Linked DNA regions of Homo sapiens: regions 1 and 2 are each linked to region 3. Evidence: chromatin contacts called from ENCODE Hi-C or POLR2A ChIA-PET data. All regions are on one chromosome and are shown on one strand. Each heading gives the region's core, a stretch centred on a gene start or an enhancer-like site at or near the end of the contact. The rest is flanking DNA. Distances are from core to core; before and after follow the strand shown.

Region 1 (3,202 bases), core at 373-2,872, 1.3 Mb after region 3:
ACCACTTCATTTACATGAGAAACCTCCAGGGGGTATTTGGACCTCAGAAGATTCTGCATCCGGAACCTTGAGCCACCGCTGGGGCCGCTTCCATACTGTGGAGTGTACTTTCATTCTCAATAAATCCCTGCTTTCTTCTTTCCTTGCTTTGCTGGGCGTTTGGTCCAATTGTTTGTTCAAAATGCCAAGAACTTGGACGACTTGCAGTCAAGACCCTCTAATGGTAACAACAACACCGTGACAGAGCTTTTACTAAAGGGCTGAATTAAAGATTACACTATAAAAGGGGAACACTGTAAAGCTGTCAGCTAAACTAGTCTTTCCTCCACAGTTCGTGAGGAAGGAACCTAATTTATACATTCAACAAATTTATGCCAGCTGTTCTCTGATGTGCCCAAGGCAGATAAAATCTATCCATGGAGGTTTCATTTCAGTGAGAGGGAGATATACAAGAAATAAGTAAACACCTACATTGCCAACATAATTAGAGATGGAGGAGGAAAATAACAGGGTGGAACTTCTGACAGCTCTCCTGGGAAGGTCTCTGTGGAAGTGATGTATTTGAGCTGAGACCTGAAGGAAGGGAAGGAGTTGGCCGAAAAGGTAGAATAGAATTGCAGAAAGAGATCAAGGGGAGCTCTTCCCAGGGGTCCCCTGCCCTCATATTGCCTGTCTTCACTGGTGTCACCTAATCTCCTACTGCTCATAACCTGGCTACCTATCTTTCACTATCTTTCAGGACAACTCAGCCCTATGCATAGGGATGGGTTCCCCCCAAGCAGGGACTGCTTCAGAGTCCAGGCAACATCTAGTTACATCCCTGGATGATGGGTCTTGTTTGAGTGAATTGTTTTCACCACCAGACTGTGAAGGCTTCCCATTCAGGACCCTGGTGTTCATCCCCATTGTCTGGGAACTCTACCCTGTTTCTTTCTTTCTTTTCTTTTTTTTTTTTTTTTTTTGAGACAGAGTCTCGCTCTGTTGCTCAAGCTGGAGTGCAGTGGCGCGATCTCGGATCCCAGGTTCAAGTGATTCTCCTGCCTCAGCTTCCCGAGTTTCTGGGACTACAGGCGCACGCCACCACGCCCAGCTAATTTTTTTTTGTATTTTTAGTAGAGACAGGGTTTCACCACGTTGGCCAGGATGGTCTCGATCTCTTGACCTCGTGATACACCCGCCTCGGCCTCCCAAAGTGCTGGGATTACAGGCATAAGCCACCGCGCCCGGTCCCCTGTTTCTTTAATTACTGTTACTGAAAGGCATAGCCTTTGAATGAGTTATTAATCCAAAATCTTTTGTTTTCCATTCTTGCTCTAGTCACAGCTTATTTTTCCAGACCATACTGTTCTAAGCCTCAATTACATTAAGGCCAGGAGGCCACCGAAGAACTCCACATGCCACTGCACTGGCGGGTGGAGCAAGTCAAGCAGGGCAGCTCATGAACGCCCGGGAGTCCAGGAGGCCCGGGTGGGGACGCCTGGATGACGTCACTCGAGGTGGGCAGGCCCCGCGCGGGGCGTGACGTCACGCGGGCGGTCCCGTCAGCCGTGAGGTCACCTGGTGGGCGCGGCCAGGCCGAATCCCCAGTGTCGTCACGGGAGGGGGCGGGCCCAGAGCGTGTCAGTGCAGCCGAATCAAAACAAGCCGGAGACCCGCCTTTTCCCTCCGGCTCGGGAGCGTCTCGCTTGCGCCCCGGGCCCGCGGCGCCCGCGCGGCTGCGAGCCTCGGGTGGCCGCGTGCCGGCTCCAGGAAGCCGGAGAGGGCGCGGCGGCCAGGATGGCGCGGCACGGGCCGTGCGGCTAGACGGGAGCCGAGGGAACCGCCGGCTCGCGCCCTCCGTTCTTTCCCGGAGCCGGCTTCACGCAGGGCCGGGAACGGCCGTGCCTCTGGGATCCGCCTTCGCTGACGCCGGGCACCTACCTGGACGCGAGCGAGCGAGATGCCCAACCCCAAAAACAGCAAAGGCGGCCGCAAAAACAAGCGCGCCAACAGCAGCGGCGACGAGCAGGAAAATGGAGCCGGGGCCCTGGCAGCGGCGGGCGCGGCGGGAGCGGCGGCCGGGGGGGCCCTGGCGGCGGCGGCCGGTTGCGGGGCGGCGGCGGCGGGCGCGCCGGGCGCCGGAGGCGCGGCGGGCGCCGGAGGCGCGGGGACTGGCGCCGCGAACGCTGCGGCCGCCGCGGGGGCTGCGGCCGCGGGCGATGCCAAAAACGGTAAGACGGGGCTGGCGGGGCGAGCGCCAACTTCCTCCCCGACGGGGACGGCGCGGTGGCGGGGCCCTGGGTGGCGCGGGCGGTGCGTGGACAATGCGAGAGTCAGGAAGTGCTCACCCCGCCCCTCCGCCCCGCCGCGGCTGCCCCTTCGCGGTCCCCACGCCTGGCGGCGGGGACAGATCTGCGGCCCCTGCCCGGTGTCCGCGCGGGGGGCAGCCCGCGCCCCACACTCTGAGGGGCTCCCGGCTGCGGCAGCGCTGCCCTCGGGCCCAGCCTGCTGCCCGCGCTGGCACTGCCCCGCCGTGTGTGCCGGGCCGAAGGGAGGAAGGAAGGGAGGAAAGAGCCGCCCAAGTTGAGAAGAATGATCCGATTGAAAACTTAGGCACCGGTTAATTCTTCCCGGTGCTCCAAGGCCACCCGTAACCCCCGGAATGAAGGAGAGAGAGCCTCAATTCTTAGCACACCCAGGCTTGCTGCGTCGATCGCCACAGGTGAAGAGGCCTCGAGACATTTAGGGCCTCTGTGTTTGCTCTTTAATTTTTTGGCTTGCTTGAGGAAGGAAGAGAATCTGAACTTGACTTCCGTTCTCAGCCCGGAGTTAAAAAAAAAAAAAAAAAAAGAAAAGAAAGAAAAGAAAAATCATTCTCTATGTCATTGTGCTTAACATTTTCAGAAGGAAGCCTCATAATCTTAGGTAGTGCCTGAATGTTCCTTTTGAGGGGACACTTAGGAACTGGCCCAGATGTGACAGGATTTCTGTTCTCATTACAGAGCCATGGTTTTCGTTATAAGGTGCTGGGCAAACACTTACTTATTTGGACAGTTCTTTGAATTCCTCTAGTCAGGCACTTTTTCCAGGAAGACAACGTAGGTATTTTAATGAAGGGAGATTTGAATTGTTATATCTGGCTTTTAATTTATAGCGTCAGCTTTTGAAGCCATTCTTTATGTAGATCAGGCACTTTTTTGTTTTGTTTTTTTTTTTTTAGACG
Region 2 (3,504 bases), core at 718-3,217, 1.4 Mb after region 3:
CTGGCATCATTTTTAGATTAAGACAGGGAATGAGGGAAGGTATAAATAAATAGACAAAGTAGTATGGAAACACGGGCCAGGTGCTGTGGCTCATGTCTGTAATCCCAGCACTTTAGGAAGCCGAGGCGGGTGGATCCTTGAGGCCAGGAGACCAGCCTGGCCAACATGGTGAAACCCTGTCTCTACTAAAAATACAAAAATTAGCCAGGTGTGGTGGCGGGCACCGGTAGTCCCAGCTACTTGGGAGGCTGAGGTATGAGAATTGCTTGAACTTGGGAGGCGGAGGCTGTAGTGAGCCAAGATCGTGCCACTGCACTCCAGCCTGGGTGACAGAGCAAGACTTCGTCTCAAAAACTAAACAAAACAAAAGCATGATGATACTTATAACAACAATTCCTTAAATTTCTATAATACTCTTTTATTCCAATATATAAACCAATTTTTTAAAAGAGAAAAACAGATTACAACTTTCTCTTCTAAGTCAGGAAGCTCTAGAAAAACTTAATGATTTTTAAGAAGTAGCAATGTTTCATAAACAAGGAGGAGACCAACTCGAGAAATAATTCAGCAATAATAAGGGCCCTTAGGAAAGGGTGAGAGATGGTACTGAGTCAGAGATTCCAGGGTTTCTGACTATTACCACTTCTAGAGTTGCAATAGATTTGGTTTAGGCCTTTAAGTTATGGTGCATTTTATTTGTAAATAATATTTAACAGTGATGCTGCTAAATAGCAGCATAAAAATGTGGCAAGATCCTCATAATTCACAGGTTTTGCTGTTGTGGTAACATGAAAGTGAAAACAAAAGCATACTGTTCTACAACTGCACAGCTTCCTTTTCCTGTTCTCAGGGCAGTAGATGTCAATTGAATGCTCAGACACCAACAAGAACAGAAAATTCAACACACAGATGTTGCCACTGACTTGTGATGCTCACCAAACACTCATAACTTAGAGGAAGTACTTTTTTTCTTTCACTGGTTTGAATTCACCAACTTGATTATCAAATAATGCAGCAGTTTCATTATTTTCATCACTGGGATTTCTTTTCCTGACCTCACTTGTTGATTGCACTCATCTATATATAACTTAGGCCTCCCCTGAACACGGAGAAAGACACACGGCACCTGCTGTCCAGCCAGAAGTTATTTTAAGCTATTCTAAAATGAGTCATGCCGTTTAGCACTTCATCCTTGAAAATCAAGAGAATCGTTTTTCAGTCAAATTGAAAACAGTAAACATTTAGTGGCTTAAATCCATACATGGGTTTTAAAGTCGGGGAGACTATCTTAGGATGAAATAAAATCTCAAGTAAAATGAACTTCAAAATAATTAATTTAAGATAAGCTGTCCATAGGAGTTTTACTTCGGTTAGTCTAAATGCAAGTGGCTGTTTGTATTTGATTTATTCTTCATGAGATGCCACAATCATTGATTTTTTAAATTCTTAATTCCATGGCTATTCTTTAAACTCCTGTTCCACATTTACTTTAAAACAGAACAGTCATTATAAAGCCCAGGACAATTCAATTCCCAAAAGTAGCCTCAAGACAAGTTAACAAGAGGGAAAAAAACAAAGTCAGAGAACTTTGTTACTTTTCAATCATCCATTTTATATTATGTGGCAAAGAAATTATTTCTAACTTTTATCTTATATAAACTTTATTGCCTTATTTTCCCCTCCCCAGGGAGAGAACTTTTCACTTGTGTTGGCTATTCCAGATGACTATCACAGACACATCCCTCCCTAAGCAACACATTTTATTTATAAATACAACAATGAAAAGTTCTCCAACAGTTCACTGGCAATCTCAAAGTTGCAAGTTTCGAACACCACAAACCGCACCCTATACCTTCTCACAGGGCTTGGGGGAGTGTTTGTCATACTTACCAGAAGGCAAGAAGCTAAGCAAGAAGAGAGAGGAGAGGAAGGAGGCAGGAAAAAGCAAGTCAGAGCTGCAGCAACAGCAGGAGAGGGCGGGCTGGCTGTGTTCTTACAAGGGAGAGAGAAACCCAATACACACACACACACATACACACGTGCACGCACGCGCGCGCACACACACACACACACACACACGCCACAGGCACTGATGGAGGCAGCAGTCTGGAGGAGGTGGGGGTAGGGAAAGGAACATCATATGACACAGCAAGGGGAAAATACACCCAAGCTTCCCTAGCTGTTGCCAGGGGAAATACCTTAGCAGAGAGAAGCAGCTGGAAGATCTCATTAGACTCTCCATGTTTTGTTTGTCCTTTCGGAAATTTAAACTCTGAGTATATTACCCCCGTTGCAAATGCAGTCTTTCACCATTGTTGTCCTTTTTGGGTAGAGATCAGTTTTTCTTACTTCTTGGGTTATCTCCAGTGTGGTGGAAGATTCATCTTCTTTTTCTTCTTCTTCTTGCACTAGCTTAATTAGTGTCAGGTTTCTTACAGGAATCATGGAAAAAGAAAAACAATGGCATAAGAACAGGGAGGTGGTGGAACCATTTTAATTCTGATGTCATTGTTTGGTTTGTTTGCAAAGTTTGAAATAAACATGTAGATGGTGATTTTGGAGCTGAACTGAGTATAATCTTCATGCACGTGGTAATTGGTGTGACCTTGGAGCACAGTCTTTCCCAGGTAACTCTTCCCATCTCAAACAAACCCTCAGGGAAGCAGTCTGCTTTTTCTTCCTTAGTTGGTGGCTTTCCCACATTTTGTAAATCCTCAACATGCTCCTTGATCCTCCTCAGAAAAAGAAATTCCTTCTGATTCACCATAAAATGCCTGTCTATTAATTTACATCCATTTGCCTTTTATTTTTCTTTCTGGAGCTTGTGTTCCCATACTTCCAAAGCAGATTCCTCCATCGGTTTCTGCTCTGGGGACAGGCTAGGCATAGTGGCATCCCTTGTGGGAGGCAGAATAATGCCACCCAAAAGATCTCCACGTCCTACTCCCTGGAACCTGTGAATATGTTTCTTTACATGACAAAAGAGACTTTGCAGATGTGAGGAAGGATCCTGAGGTAGGGAGGTTATCTTGAACTACTGGGTGGGTTCAATGTAATCATAAGGGTATTTATTTATTTATTTATTGAGACAGAGTCTCGCTCTGTCACTCAGGCTGGAGTGCAGTGGTGCAATCTCAGCTCACTGCAACCTCCCGGGTTCAAGCGATTCTCCTCCCTCAGCCTCCCAAGTAGCTGGGATTACAGGCGCCTGCCACCACATCCAGCTAATTTTTGTATTTTTAGTAGAGACGGGGTTTCGCTGTGTTGGCTAGGCTGGTCTCGAACTCCTGACCTCATGATCCGCCCACCTCGGCCTCCCAAAGTGCTGGGATTATAAGCGTGAGCCATTGCACTCAGCCTCATAAGGGTCTTTATAAATGAGGGAGGAAGGCAGTAGGATTGGAGGCAGAAAAGGAGATTTGATGACCTCAGCATAGGTCAGGAAGCTTCTAGAAGCTGGGAAAGGCAAGGAAACAGATTATACTCTAGAGCCTCCAGAGGGAT
Region 3 (3,415 bases), core at 91-2,590:
GAAGAAATTCCAGCCATCGGTTTTAAAAGACGAGGACCAGTCTTCAGAGAGGCCACTAGTGACACTCTGCTCCAAACTTCTTTTTGCCAAAAAAGTGCCACCCTCCATCCAGCCCCCACCCCCATCTCTGCAAGTCCTTACTGGCGAGAGGAGGATACTTTTCTAATTAAAAACCTGTGATATATGGCCTGACAAGTATTCTTAAATGTAATTAAGGGGACCATAGTACAGAATATTTCCATCCGGTTCTAGTTTAGCCAATCTAGTAAATGATCCAAAGGGTCCCGTGCTTAGAGGGCAGTAAGACAGTAAAAACGCCCTAAGACTCCTCCCTGCACAGCACCTGCACCCCCACTGCCCAGGGGGCTGCATCCATCTCCACATGACTCACCCTCCCTGTGCAACGCATGGGGGTAGGGAGGGAAGCGCCAGTATTATCAGCCATCAGCACCCTGGGGTGAACTGATTATCAGGACAACTAAAAACACACCTAATAAAGCCTTGGAGACACATGGCAAGCACCGTGATGGACTAGAAGCGATTTCTAAGCTGAAATGCTGCTTTGAATGCAATGTCAGCTGGATGCTTGGTGAGCAGAAATAGACAAGGGGAAATGGAGCAAGCGCGGCATAGGGGTGAGTGTTGTTCTGATTCCTAAGTTTACCTAAGACTGGGGCCACGGGGTCGGGTGTCCCCTGGGACCTACGTCTCATGCAGCCTGGGGTCCAGAGCTGGCAGGAACAATGGAGATGGGGACCAAAGGCTGTCACCGCTGCTTTTTCTCGAAATGCCCGCCCGGGTCCTGTCTGGGGCTCCCGCCTACGCGCTCATCACGTGCACAGCCCAAACTTTTCAGAGCCGGCCCGAGGCCTGCGGGCCCGGGCGCCAGGGTGGTTTTTAGGGTTTTCTTTCTTTCTTATTTCCCTTCTTCTTCTCCACAGTTGATGATTTTCTGCAGAAAAACAACTGCGAAAAAGAACCTATTTCATTTCCAGTTCCCATCACCGCGATTTCCACATGGATGTGACGTGACCCCAGCTTCCGAAATGCCCAGGTGACTCACGCGGGGACACCCCGGGGCGGGGCGAGGGAGTTTCTCCGGGCGCCTGCAGGGACCGGGCGGGGCGGGGCAGCGGGGCGGGGCAGGGAAAGGGGGCGGGGCGGGGCCCGCAGGCCCGGTCGGGCGGAGGCCGCGCGCGCCCCTCGCCCCCTGCGCCCTCTGGCGGCCGGCTGGACGCACTTCGCAGCCCGACCCAGAGAGTCACGTGACTTTGGAAAGTCCCGTGGAAATCCCCGGGCCTACAACCCGCATACAACTGAAACGGGGCAAAGCAGACTGCGCAGTCTGCAGTCTTCGTGGCGGGCCAAGCGAGCTTGGAGCCCGCGGGGGCGGAGCGGTGAGAGCGGCCGCCAAGAGAGATCACACCCCCAGCCGACCCTGCCAGCGAGCGAGCCCGACCCCAGGCGTCCATGGAGCGTCGCCTCCGCCCGGTCCCTGCCCCGACCCCCGCCTGCGGCGCGCTCCTGCCTTGACCAGGACTTGGGACTTTGCGAAAGGATCGCGGGGCCCGGAGAGGTAACCGCCGCGCCTCCCGGAGAGGTAACCGCCGCGCCTCCCGGAGAGGTAACCGCCGCGCCTCCCCGTGCCGTCTGCCTCGGGCTCACCGCAGTCAAGGGCTGCGGGTGCATGTTGGGCAGCGACCCCCGGGCTGGCACCGTCTACCTGGCGTTGGTTTTGCAGCGCTCCTGGACTGGGAGTTTGTTGGACGTTTCTGTCTGGGTTTTGAAGTGCTGGGAGTTGAGGTCACTGCTGCAGAGGTTGGAGTGACAGCCCTGGATACCTCCAGCCAGCTGTTCCTTTCAGATAATGCACGGAACTTAAGCTGCAGCTGACTGGTGAAGAGGCGCCCCTCGGGCCCTCCGATCGGGTGGTCGTTGGCGCTTTGCTCCTTTCGTGTCTTTTTTGGAGCCAAGCGTTGCATGCTCATGGCCACGTAGACCTTGCAGAAGCGCTGCGGCTTTTTCCCAAATTGTGCAGGACCAGCCCGACGGGGCGTAGGGTACCGCAGTGGCCGCCAGCCCGGCGGAGGTGGGGGGCTTCAGTCCCAGAGACAGCTTCCCAGACGCTCACGGGTCCTTGCAGGGGGCTGGGGTCCTGGCGCGGGGTTCAGCTTTTCCAGTAGCAGCAGTGTAAGAGAAGTATGCATGTAGACGTGGGTCGCTGGCCCCTGCTCCAGCCCCTACCCCACGGTTAGACTGTCTTTGTCAGCTGGAGTCGTCCCACATCCTGCCACCTGGCCTCTCAGAAAAGCAGTGGCATTAAGTAAGGAAGGAGCTTAACTCTTTTTGAGCCCGCTTTGTTTTCGGTTCTCCTCGCCTCAGATCTTCTTGCCTTGGAAAGCCAGTCTGGTCAAGTGTCTCAGGGTAGCATTTTGGCAGAACCATTGTTAATTAAAGGGACTTCTGGACCGCAACCTTAATGTACCAGATTATTGAGCAGCCAATGAATGCTTCATTCTCATTGTTTAAGGTGCTGCTTTGATTTTTTTTTCAATTCTTTGTACTATTTTTGATTTTTTGGAGAGGCACATCCCCAAATTTGGATGAGGTATTTGTTGATAAATAATTCATCAATTTCCACAATGCAGACAAAAATGTCTGCCCAGAGTGGAAAAATAAAACAAGGGGGAGAAGAGTTTGAGTAACGGAGAAGTTCTGTGGAATCCTAGTGACAAAAGTTGAGAAACTACCTTTAAATAAGACAGTGAGGTAACAAATGTTAAAAAAAAAAAAGTTAAGGGTAATATTGCATTGTTTGCCACTTATAACGTATCTGAAACATTTGTTCTTTAATCTTAAGCGTAGAGTGGTCCAAGACCTGGAAATCTGGGCAGTGGGTTTTGATTTCTAAGGAGGCAGTTTTACAGGCTGTGCAAGGCTAACCCTACCAATGAGATCACACTGGCGTATCCGATATTGACATTTGCATGTCTTGCCTATGGTTTACAGCTCTCACTATTTTAGATCTTTGGTGAAAAATCTTTAGATTCAGAAGAGAAAAATAAAAGAGTCAGGCAAGCAAAAAGAGATAACACCTCATTTGTTTAAAATCTTCCTACTGCCCATCTCTTTCCATCTGATTGTGGCAGGCACTGTAGCCACAGGTTTGGTGTTGTGGGATTGCAAGGGGCAGGTATTGAAAGACCTGGCTCCTAGGCAAAACTTTGCCCCTGAATGGCTGTGGGATCTGAGCAGTACCTGTAACTCCATTGCCTTAGCTGCAGACTAAGGTGGTAGTGTAATTTCAGGGAAGGGAATAAGGTCATCTTTGACTTTTAGTCCCATCATCAAGCATGGTGATTGGCCTTCAGTAGGTGGTCAGGTAGTGCTTGTTGGGTGGATGGGTGGATGGATG

What was found. Hi-C counts contacts between places; a loop is a spot of excess contacts on that map. ChIA-PET counts read pairs that join two places held with the same protein, here RNA polymerase II (POLR2A). Pooled maps may share reads with other maps.
Region 1: a map of B cell shows a loop between it and region 3 (11-fold over the local background). The contact joins the promoter of HECA here to the promoter of TNFAIP3 in region 3. A Hi-C loop is called at or near these places in 1 of 168 maps with a recorded cell type or tissue (B cell) and 13 of 50 pooled maps. POLR2A ChIA-PET finds 5 or more read pairs at or near these places in 1 of 52 experiments (OCI-LY7).
Region 2: a loop to region 3 is called in a pooled map, with 8 times the contacts of the local background. The contact joins the promoter of TXLNB here to the promoter of TNFAIP3 in region 3. A Hi-C loop is called at or near these places in 6 of 50 pooled maps.

The regions. Positions count from the first base shown.
Region 1 is chr6:139,133,458-139,136,659 of GRCh38, forward strand. It overlaps HECA (hdc homolog, cell cycle regulator), which reads left to right and starts at 1,623. Exons shown (of 4, transcript NM_016217.3): 1 at 1,623-2,210. The coding sequence starts at 1,940. RefSeq lists enhancers at 87-136, 1,415-1,709, 2,575-2,694 and silencers at 1,415-1,604, 1,715-1,794, 2,195-2,464.
Region 2 is chr6:139,290,031-139,293,534 of GRCh38, forward strand. It overlaps TXLNB (taxilin beta), which reads right to left and starts at 1,968. Exons shown (of 10, transcript NM_153235.4): 1 at 1,891-1,968. All of the region lies in intron 4 of LOC102723690 (a long non-coding RNA gene), which reads left to right. RefSeq lists enhancers at 683-742, 943-1,192 and a silencer at 802-1,096.
Region 3 is chr6:137,865,919-137,869,333 of GRCh38, forward strand. It overlaps TNFAIP3 (TNF alpha induced protein 3), which reads left to right and starts at 1,341. Exons shown (of 9, transcript NM_001270508.2): 1 at 1,341-1,624. It overlaps WAKMAR2 (wound and keratinocyte migration associated lncRNA 2), which reads right to left and starts at 2,315. Exons shown (of 4, transcript NR_049793.1): 1 at 1,724-2,315; 2 at 665-966. RefSeq lists an enhancer at 878-1,017 and silencers at 1,098-1,237, 1,478-1,647, 1,788-1,887.